Linked DNA regions of Mus musculus: region 2 is linked to region 1. The links are chromatin contacts, found by Hi-C or POLR2A ChIA-PET in ENCODE. All regions are on one chromosome and are shown on one strand. The core of a region is the stretch at or near the end of the contact, and the rest is flanking DNA. Distances in the headings are between cores, read along the strand shown.

Region 1 (5,706 bases), core at 1,516-4,015:
TTCAGTTTTGTAACTAATTAGTGAACCTTAAGTCAAGTACTTTTTGGCCATCACTAGGCTAATAAACTTAAGAATCATCCAAACCAAGCCAAAGTAGACAGGGCTAAAAGTCCTGAGCACTTGGGACTTTGTCAAGCACACCCTGGACTGCTCAGAGGCCTCCCTTCACATTCCTGTACAGCACTGCAGCTTCTAGTCATCGTTTGGTGACTTGTAGGTTACAAATCCATTTTACACAAGTCACCAACGTTGTTAATTAGGGCTTCTCTCTCAACACTCTGAGCAGAGTAATGGATATTTATTGAGCTTTGTGACTAGCCTGATGACTGGCCCCTCTTCCATCTCTAGATAGGAAATCAAACCTTTCCATCCACCCCTTTCATTCATTCTAGAAGTCCTTCTCCATGGCCTCTCAGTGTTTGCTGAGAGGGAACTTTGCTTCATTCAGACAGTGACTCTTCCAGGGGGAGCACTTTTCCCATGTATTTATTCTTGTTAGCCACAATCCTGTAGCCACTTTCTTTTTGCTATGTTGCTACAGTAGAACTGGACTGTTAAAATCCTGGGCAGCTTCAAGTCCACCTTCATAAATACACATGTTTTCACAGATGCATGTAGTTTGGTGGCTGGAGCTTTAAGAGTCCCCTATTGCACTCACAAGGCTATCTTATTAGATATGCCAGACCAGCCCCTACTCCAGCAACACCCGCAAAAGCCAGCAGCACATTTCTGATGCCGCCTTCTAGGTCCTGTACGTGGAAGAACTCCACAAACCCATCCTAGAAAACAAAAAAGAAAAGCACATTTTCAAGTATGGGTTTCTGCTGTTGTAACACTACATACAGAGAAACGGTGAATTAAAATATCCCCCAAACAATGGTGAACCAATTACCTACTTCTGGGATGCAAGAGACACTTCTGGAGTTCTTTCCAGTGAGTAACCACACAACAGTTACCTTACAGCAGTTGTATTGCACCTCAATTATTTTTGCACAGACTGAGCAGGGCCCATAACCAACCACTCTTTGGATCCATCCCCATGTAGTATTTCTCCCATGGGTATTTCCTAATGAGAATGAGTGCACCTTACACCAGAGCTGGTGTATTTGGGTATTAACTTCTAAAATGCAGGCTCTACCCCTTATCCATTTGATTAAAATGAGGGGGATGTAATTTAGTCATCACAGGTGACTCTTACTTCTTCACGGTTTGAATCCACTGCTCTGAAGATTATCCAACTGAATTAGAAGTACAACCTACAGAATACAAGACCTTTTGGTACAATTCAAGACCGTCATAATGAGTTTTTCTCTGGACCTACCACCTACAACGACCAACATCATGCAACAAGAGATACATAAATTAAATCTGAAACCGGAGAGAAACTTTGTAAAAACCCTCTAGGTGCCTTCTCCTTCACAAAATCCTGCACCCCATTTCCACTCCACGGTCCCTTTATATCACAAGACGAACTTACCCAGCCTCTTTGTTTGACAAGCCAGTCCCGTTTCGTCCTTACAAGAACATCTGTGATAGTTTCTGCTAATGGTTCGATGAAGCTTTCTTGGTTTACGCTCTTTAAGTGTTTGGCCACAAAGGCACCGAAAGAAATAAGAGTCACAATCCTGCCCCAGTTTGTTACGCCATCTTTGAAAACATGGACCATTACTCGAGAAAAAGATTTAACATCGCCTTCGTTTTTAATGTCCAGTTTCCGGAGCATGCCTGAGAAGAAAAGCAAGAAACCTCATGGCCTCCTTTGTCTGCAGCGGGGCACTACCCTTCTGCCCACCCACGACGAGGGGACCGTGCTCTCCCGGCTCTAGAGCAGTCAGGCAGACCCCACGCCGACAGTGACATCCCACCCTTTCCGGTCTTTGAACCCAACAGCCAGATGGGCGGAAACAATGACTCACAGCCAGAAAATTCTGGTTGCAGAGCCAGGCTCCGGCTCTTCCCTCTTCCCGCACGGCCCGGCCCGGCCCGGGCGCCGCTTACCCTGGAAGGCCGTCTCGTGGTTGCGCTGCACGCCGTCGCCCACGCGCCGCAGGGTCTCCAGCGCTCTCCGGCCCGCCGCGCCCGCCTCGCCCAGAGGCTTCGAGTCCTTGGAGCCGGTCGCCTGCTCCCGCAAGTAGCGCGAGATGATCTCCAGCGACTGGCGGTATAGGTCGTCCTCTTCCTCCTCGGGCGGCGGCGGCGTGGAGGGCAGAGAGCCGTCGGCCCCGGAGCTCTTGGCCGCCTCGCTCACGCGCTCCAGGAGGGGCAGCACGGCCGGGCGCTTGCCGATGGCCTCCGGCTCGCAGCCGTCCAGTTCCTCCTCCGGAGACACGATGGCGGCGGCGGCCGACGCGGCCATCTCCTCGGGCGGCACGGCGAGGAGGCCGGGCGACTTATGCAGCCGCCTTTCGGCCGACGCGGTGACGTCGGGGTCCTCGGCGCCCACGGGCGGCGGCCGGGCGACCACCCGCGCGCCGGGCAGCAGGGCGGCCTCCCCTCCCCCCTCGCGCCGCGCCTTGGCCTCCTCGGCCACCAGGCGCGCCCCTGCCGGAGAACCGCCGCCCGCGCCGAGGCTGGCGCCGCCGCAGTACAGGTTCAAGCCGATGACCGCGTTTCTCCGCAGGCCAAACATGGTCGGACGCCGCAGGCTGAGGGGAAGGAGCGGGGAAGGCCGCGACTCCAGACCGGAGGCAGGCGGAAGTCAGGAGTGAGGAAGGCCGTTCCCTGCCGCCGCCTTAGGGCCGTGCTGACGCAGGCGAGGACTTCCCGTAAAAGGGGAAAGGGGCGGGCGTTTCCGGAGGGCTGGCCCGGCCACTCCGCGCCTCTTCCGGCCGGAGCGCTCTCGCGGCTTCCGCGGCTACGGTTGGCGGAGCGCGGTACCTGGCCTTGGCTCGCGGACGGATTGTGCTTTTTTGTCCGGTACAACTCTCAGCCCGGCTGGCCAAGTGCTTGGCTTCCCGGGGAATGGTTCCTGCTCGGGAACGCCTGCTGATCTGTGTCGGTTTTTGAATTTCAAGCTGCCCTGGAACTCTGCATAGCCCAGGCTGGTCCTAACGTTAGGCAGTCCTGCCTTAGCCTTTCTCGTTGCACTACCTGCTGTGTTTTTATAACATACCAGTCTTAAACACTTTTTTGTTTGTGTGTATTTGTGGTTGTGTGCCTGCCTCCAGGTGGGTGCTGGGAGTTAAACCCTGGAAGAGCAAACCAGGGAGGGCATCTCCAGTCTCATACACAAAGGAATATTAACCATTGATTTGCTTAAAAGTTAGGGGGAGTCCTGCTCTGTCATTTTTCTACTGTGAGCCCTCACTCCCTGTGTTCCAAAATGACTTTCCGTTCCGGTTTTTTTTGTTTTTTGTTTTTTGTTTTTGTTTTTTTGTTTTTCGAGACAGGGTTTCTCTGTGTAGCCCTGGCTGCACTGGAACTCACTCTGTAGATCAGGCTGGCCTCAAACTCAGAAATCCTCCTGCCTCTGCCTCCCGAGTGCTGGAATTAAAGGCGTGCCCCACACTGCCTGGCCAAAATGACTTTTCATGGACAGCTATTAAGGGGTTATTTATGTGGAGCCTGTGAAAGATTCAACTGGTGAAAGGCTCCTGAAACCCAGCCCTAAAGACCTGAGTTCAATACACAGAACCCACCTAACAATGAAGGAGTGAGACCACTTTCCAGAGTTGACCTCTGGCTGCCAGAAGAGCCTAGCTCCCTACCCTATCCCCAAACAGTAAAAGTCTAAAATATGAGCCATTTATGGTGGCTAGGCCTATAGCTCAATTGGCAGAAGAGCTTGCCCAGGCCTGGGGAGGCAGAGGCAAGAGACTCAATTTAAAACTCATTTTTGGCTACATGATGAGCCTGCTGTCTAAAATGAACAAAGGATGGTTACGGGAGTAACTCAGTTGGTAGAGAATTTGCCTACCCTTGTAGAAGTCCTGGGTTGATCCCCAGCACCATATAAAACGGTGAAGATCTTTGGTGGACTGGTTAGACTTAATATCAACTTGACACAAGCTGGAATTCCATGGACTGGCGGTCCTGGGTTCTGTAAGAAAACAGGCTGAGCAAGCCATGGGAAACAAGCCAGTTAGCAGCTCCTGCCCATGGCCTCTGCCTCTAGGTTCCTGCCCCGTTTGAGTTCCTGTCCTGATGTCCTTCAGTGATGAACAGTAATGTGGAAGCAAGCTAAGCCCAATGAACCCTTTTCTCCCAAGCTGCTTTTGGTTGTGGTGCTTTGCCATAGCAACAGAGACCCAAACTAAGACACTTGGTCTACATAGGAAGCGCCCATCAGCCAGGGTTAAAAGGTTGAGACCCTGTCTCAAACCAGATAGATAGATAGATAGATAGATAGATAGATAAGTAAGTGGCAAGCTGGAAATGTGGCTTACTTGGAGAATGCTTGCCTAACATAAAACCTTGGGTTTAAAACCCTGTAAATTGGCTGCATACCTTCAGTTCCAGAACTTGGGAGGCTCAAAACAAAAGACATGGGGAGATAGATGATGGTCCAGCAAGTAAAGACAATTGCTGCCAAACCCTGGAACCCATGTGCTGGAAGGGAAAGAAACGGGCTCCTAACCACTGTTCCTGACATCCACATATGCATTAAATCTATACATTTTTGTTTCAGTTTTTAGAGACAGGGTTACTCTGTGTAGCCCCAGCTGCTCTGGAACTTGTTCTGTAGACCAAGCTGGCCTTGAACTCACAGAGATCTGCCTGCTTCTGCCTCCCAAGTATTAGAATTAAAGGCATGCACCACCACTGCCTGATATAAATAGATAAACATTAAACTACAGTAAGTAAGGAGACAGGGAACCATATGATTATTTGTAGGAGAAGATCTAAAATCCTAGTTTATAGGATGTGGCAGGGAGTATGGAGAGAAGCATTTTGCAGTTGTAGTGACTAAAATATTTCTGTAAGGAACTTTTAATCCCAAAACAAGTAACCACAATCTGAGATGGGAGACATATATATATATATATATATATATATATATATATATATATATGAATGACATGTTGTAACCGAGCAGCAGAATTCATTTGTGTTTGATGACCTATAGGAAAGCTTTATGGAAGAGAAAGGTTTGCCCAGGTTGGTCCCCAATTGGAAGCCATCTTCCTGCCTCGGCCTGCTGCATTCTTACAGTCAGGACACCAGCTGCAGATTCAGCATGGACTTAAAAAAAATCACTTTAAATGATGTGCATGTGTGCAGATGCATCTGGAAGTCAGAGGCCTGTGAGGCAGCTAGCTTAGGTGCTGGAAACTGAACTTGGGTTCTCTGGAAGAGCAGCCTGCTAGCTTGACCCCTGAACCATCTGGCCACCCCTTTTAATGCTTTGAGAGACAGGATCACATGTAGCCTTGGCTGGTCTTGAACTTGCTGTGTAGCTGAGGATAGCCTTGAGCTAATTAATTCTCCTGTTTCTTCCAAGGTTGCCCCACAGACCTCATATGGGTTTGGACTCACGTAAGCAGTTGGGAAACAGGACACTGAGCACCATGATGTACGTTCTAATTCAGTTTCATTACTAATTGTGGGGTTAGGATGAATCAACAGAGGGGACTAGAGACAAAGGAATAGCTGAGTCTCCTGCAGTACGGTAGTCAAGTCATAATGTTCTGGATGGCTGTAGTGTGCATAGCTGTAAGCCCAGAATAATGAAGACCCGGGTTTCAACATCCAAAGCTAGCCTAAGTC
Region 2 (5,706 bases), core at 1,206-3,705, 96 kb before region 1:
AAAAGTAGAAGAAACCTGAGAAGTTGCTTTATTTTAATTAAGGATTTGGGGCGCCCTTTATTGCAGACTTCCTTCTCCTCCTGTGGACCTCATTTACTCAGTGTCTGTAGCTAGTCTGTAGGAACAAGTTAGGAAACACCACATTTCTTGATTTTTTTCTTGAAAGTACTTCACTCTAAAAGTCCTGTGGGCACAAGTGTCTGGGCCATGTGCTTCAGGAAGGAAAAGGAAAGAAATGCATGTTAGCAAGCATGACCCATTATGAGTCTGGCCTTAGAGAAGTGATGTGACTCTGAGCAACCCAGGCTGTGGCTTGGACAGACTAGGACTTGGCCTTGAGATAATTTTCCAGGGTTTAAAGGGAACATAAGAACACTACTGACAGAGTTGTTCTTGGAATAAGATGGAATTGTGAAATAGTGCCACATCTCGGGATCCTGGCAGGCAAGAGTGGGGTGAGCAAGAAAGTTGCAGAGGTGTTTTCCAGGTAGACTAAAAGCTTAATATCTCCTGAAGCCAAGGCATGTTCAAGGAGAACAAGTATGTATTGGCCTTAGATACCTGGCTTGCTACAGTGGGTGAGGGAATAACACAACATTCCTTCCACTGCAGGTTGCGTGATGTTGGTAGCTGGTCAGCATTAGCCCAGTGCATTGCACATAGTAAATGTTAAAGGATGCGTGTAAGAAGCTGTCATTCCCGGGTGGTATCTCCCTGTGATCCTAACAAAAGGACACTGTAGAATAATTTAAAAAGTAGTGACAAAAATCTCTACCTTTTGAAATTTACAGTCACTACATGATCAGTACATATTTAACATATATTTATTGAGCACCTCCTAGATTGTTGTCTGCAGTATGACGCTACCCTGCCTCTGTTATAGTGCCACAAAAAAATCTAGGTCTGCCATTGCCATTTTTTGTGAATGTTGCACTCTGACCACAAGAACACACACACACTATCTTCCTCCCCACAGCCTTGTCTCTTTCTTTGTATTTCAGGATGTCTAACATATCAGAAGATGGAGCCCCAGAGTGGCCTATGACTCAAGTCAGCTGCCCTCCTCAGGCAGAACGAACATTGGGCTTTGGAAGCCTAGGTTAAGCAGCTTGTTCTGACAACTCTTCCACAAGACCCCATGATCCCATCACCACTGCAATCTGGGAATGGACTAAGTGTCCCCACCCCCAGGTGAGGGACTACTTGAGTTAATAAGGGTGCTAATAAGTTCATTTCCCTTTATGCTTCTCCACACATCTGACCGTGTTTCTGTTTTTACTGTGTAAAGCTAATATGTCTAGCCCTGCATCTGAGATTTAATGGAGAGAGATCAAAGAAAGAATAAAGAAAGATGAAGGTGGGGTGCTGATGAGAGACCAAAGGCTTATGTAAGGAACAGAGAACAAGATGTTGGATGTCTCTAAGATGGTCAGGGAGTCTATTGGAAATAAACTATGGAAAGAACAAGGTATGCTGGAAGAGTGCACACTGCAGATTCATCGGCACGCATGTTTTTTACCTTAAACTACCTTCTGTAATCTTTGAATTCCACATCTGAGACCTGTAAGATGGCTCAGCAGATAACAGGTACTTACTGCCCAAGCCTGGCAACGTGACTTTGACCCCTAAGACCCATGTAAAGTGAAAGGACAGAAGTGGCCACAGAAAGGTAGCATGTGACCTACAAAACTGTGCCGCCCACGCCTTCAAAGATTCTTCACACACACGCAATAATGATTGATTGATTAAATTCCACATCTGTGACATTAAGAGGTCTCTAAAGTCCCTCCACCACGACTGCAAAGGAATGACCACCAAGATAGTCTTAGAGTTGTTACATTCAGTGGTAATAACAGTGTCTTGCAAGCCGGGCAGTGGGCGTGCACGCCTTTTATCCCAGCACTCGGGAGGCAGAGGCTGGTGGATTTCTGAGTGCTAGGCCAGCCTGGTCTACAGAGTGAGTTCCAGGACAGCCTAGGGGAAAAAGAGAACAAAAACAACAACAAAACCAGTGTCTTGCTGCTGGTGCTAATTATCATATACCAAGCACCGAGATGAGCAATTTACACAAAATGTACCTTCAGAATGGAACATATATTTTTATTCTTGTTTTATAGATTAAAAAATCGAGATTACAGAAAGTTTACTTAAAAAAAAAAAAACTACTTAATGCCAGATCCAGGATTTACACTAAATGTTTAGTTCCAGTGTCTGTACTTGTTTCTTGTCAGCTTTAAGAATGTTTAATAAATTTTATAATTAAAGGAAAATGACTAACTTCCACTTCCTGTTTTTCTCTCATTCTTGCCCCAGGAGGTATGCCCTGTCCTCAAAGTTGGATGCCTTCTTGTCACTTTGGGAACCCAGACTGCAGGTGTGTGCAACAGCTTCCACTTTCCGGTCAACCGGAACCTTTCCCAGAGCGGCTGCTGCTGTGTGGGTTCTACCTCAGCGGAGTTCCTGGGGGTGGTGCCCGGCCGGAATGGCGGCTATGTTATCCAATAGGAAAGGATATTACTGACTTAGAAGCCAATGAGGAGCCTGGTGAGGAAGAAGCGGTGATCGGAGCATGGAGGTACCGATTTGAGACAGCATGGGTCTCTGTCTGAGGTGGCGCCGGCTTGGGTTCCCACTCCCAGAGTTCCGCCGCTGCGAGCTCCACACCGTGCGTGAGGTACGCCAAGCTCCCAACCATTTAGCCCAGCGGAGTCCAAGGGGGCAGGCTGTCCAGCCCCTCCTGGACCCTGCTGCCCCACTCGGAAATGTGCGGTTCCTTTGAATCCCCAAATTAAGACCTAGTGTCACCCAGTTTCCACCTTAAAACCAATGCTTCTTAAACACCCATAACCCCTACGACCCCATTCCGGAGTAGTGGAAATAAGCCCGCGATACCTCCTAACGTGCCTTTTCCTCCAGGCCTCTGCACCAACTCCTCCACATTGGTTGGCAGAACGATTTGGCCTTTTTGAGGAGCTATGGACCGCTCACGTGAAAAAGTTAGCAAGTATGACACAGAAGAAAGCCCGGGCTATTAAGATATCACTTCCTGAAGGCCAGAAGGTAGATGCTGTTGCATGGAACACAACCCCTTACCAACTGGCCCATCAGATCAGGTATCAAGCCAGCCTTTCTACCTACAAGAATTATTTTTCTGTCCTTTTCTGCACCCGGTCAGAAAATGAAAGCATCTTTTTGTTTCTCTTTGGTTTTTCGAGACAGGGTTTCTCTGTGTAGCCCTGGCTGTCCTGGAACTCACTCTGTAGACCAGGCTGACCTCAAACTCAGAAATCCGCCTGCCTCTGTCTCCCAAGTGCTGGGATTAAAGGCATGCGCCACCATTGTCCCGCTACATTTTTTCTTTTTCTTTGTTTCCCATCAGAAAGGTGTAGTCTTTGGGCAGGGAGGGGGTTAGGGTTGGGGGGGGGGGTCAGTCAGTCATTTAATTGATTACCACACAAGCATAAGGACCTGAAATATGAATTTGTGGAAGGAAACTGACTCCTAAAAATTGTCCTCTGACCCCCCCCCCACACACACACACACACTGTAGCATGTGTGCCCCACCCATAAATAAATGAAATAATAGTTTCAGGTTAAAAATAAAAAGGGTGTGGTGACATGTGCGTGTAATCTGGTCAGCCAACCTAGCCTGCTGGCGATGCTCTTTGCCAAAGAAAGACCCTCTTCTAAAGGCATGATTGTTGACTCCCGAGGAAGAATGCACACCTACTCCCCCAGAAAAGCATCTTGTTAAAAGAAAAAAAAAAAAAAAAAGGCTGGGCGTGGTGGCACACGACTTTAGTCCCAGCACTTGGGAGGCAGAGGCAGAGGCAGAGGCAGGGGGATTTCTGAGTTCGAGGCCAGCCTGGTCTACAAAGTGAGTTCCAGGACAGCCAGGGATACACAGAGAAACCCTGTCTCCCATGTGCTAAGATTGCAGGTGTGAACCCCTACGCTCAGATAGTCCTTCTTGCCAAGCATAGTGCTACAGGCCTGTAATCTTAGCATTCAGAAAGTGGAGGTCAAAGATTCAGAATTCAGGGCCAGCCTGGGCCAAACAGCAAGACCTGTCTTTAAAATAGAGGGTAGGATGAGGACTTTTTTTTTATAAGGATTTGTCTTTATAGTTTCAGAATTTCTGCCCTTCCCAATGTAGTGGATACATTGGGAAAAGAAACAGCAGATCTTTACTGCTCTGGAAACTTCACTCAGCAAATTAGAGTTGCTGAGAAAAGTCAGCCTCCTGCCCTGGGGATTGTAACAACTCTGTCTTCATTCCCACTACCCTCCTACTGCTACAGTGTAACACTGGCTGATACTGCAGTGGCTGCTGAAGTAAATGGAGAACTTTACGATCTGGACCGACCCTTGGAGACAGATTGTCACCTCAGATTTCTGACATTTGATTCCCCAGAGGGCAAAGCGGTAAGTTTCTCCCATATGGTGAGCACAGTGCCTAATTATCTGAGTGATCTTTAAACAGGAAAATGTAATTGTTCTTTTGCTTCACTTTCTCAATTCAAAAGTGGGGAGGAGACTGATCACAGACTAATTATTCCTGTGGAACCTGGAAAGTCTTCATGAAGGCTTTTATTTAGCATTGGTCTATAAAGCAAATACCTTGTGTGCTTGTGAAAGGGGGAGAAAAGGCTGAGAAATAGGATAACCTATTCAACCTCTTGTGCACACAGTGTAAGTCATCCGTGATGTCTGCCTAGTTCTCATGGGTTCCATAACGGAGCACAAAAGCCAGGGCCTTCCACTTTGTTTGTTATTAGAGTTCAGAAAAATATATTTATCATCTAAATGTGACTAGTGAACCAACCCAAGAATAGTTCCATCCCAGCAGATCCCAGGAACAGAAAATAATGGCACTAAGCAAAACAGACTGCTAGGACAGCTACTGGGTGGGGCCCCGGTGTGTAGCAACAACACACACAGCAGTATTAAAGAACTGTGGGTTGGTTTTGTTGTTCTGTTTTGTATTTTTAGGACAGTGTCTGGCTATGTAGCCCAGGTTCAGGCTCCAGCAAGAGCTTTCCCTCCAGCCAGCACATGTTTTATACGTAGTATATACCGAAGCCCTGAAGCTTACAGGAGCAACAAAGGCCACCGACCTGGCCTCCTGGTCCAGGAAACACTGAGGATGTGTAGGGTGGACCCACACTTCCACTCAGTAGCAGAAGAAACAATACTGACCCTCTGCTTTCTTTAAATGTTTTTTATTTGGGGCTGGAGAGATGACTCAGCAGTTAAGAGCACTAGCTGTTCCTCTAAATAACCAGGATTCAATTCCCAGCACCCACATGACGGCTTCTAACTGTCTGAAACTCCAATTCCAGGAAACCCATGACAGCAGGCATGCATGTGGTGCACATACCTGCGCAGGAAGGCACAATACCTATATATATACACGTGTGTGTGTGTGCGCGCGCGTGTGCATGCATGTATTATGTGATTACATGCGTGCCTGGTGTCTATAGAGTCTGCAGGAGGGTGTCAGATCCCAGGAAATCAGAGTTATAGGTGGTTGTAAGCTACCTGATTCAGGTACTCAGAACCAAAACTGGGTCCTTTGCAAGAACAAGTGTTCTTAACCATTGGTCCATCTCTCCAGCCCCCATTTAAAACAACTCTTTACTATTTCTACAAGTCATTTTGAGACATGTAGGGTGTGGGTTCTGTAGCAGGCAGTCGTAATGCAAG

Evidence for each region. Hi-C counts contacts between places; a loop is a spot of excess contacts on that map. ChIA-PET counts read pairs that join two places held with the same protein, here RNA polymerase II (POLR2A).
Region 2: POLR2A ChIA-PET joins it to region 1 with 20 read pairs in Patski. The contact joins the promoter of Tars2 here to the promoter of Mcl1 in region 1. A Hi-C loop is called at or near these places in 1 of 37 maps with a recorded cell type or tissue (adrenal gland). POLR2A ChIA-PET finds 5 or more read pairs at or near these places in 4 of 5 experiments (Patski and embryonic stem cell).

Annotation. Positions count from the first base shown.
Region 1 is chr3:95,655,780-95,661,485 of GRCm38, reverse strand. It overlaps Mcl1 (myeloid cell leukemia sequence 1), which reads right to left and starts at 2,765. Exons shown (of 3, transcript NM_008562.3): 1 at 1,999-2,765; 2 at 1,478-1,725; 3 at 1-779. The coding sequence starts at 2,629. The coding sequence ends at 663. RefSeq lists a cis regulatory region at 5,701-5,706.
Region 2 is chr3:95,751,726-95,757,431 of GRCm38, reverse strand. Tars2 (threonyl-tRNA synthetase 2, mitochondrial (putative)) reads left to right here and starts at 2,455. Exons shown (of 18, transcript NM_027931.3): 1 at 2,455-2,674; 2 at 2,917-3,113; 3 at 4,302-4,425. The coding sequence starts at 2,594.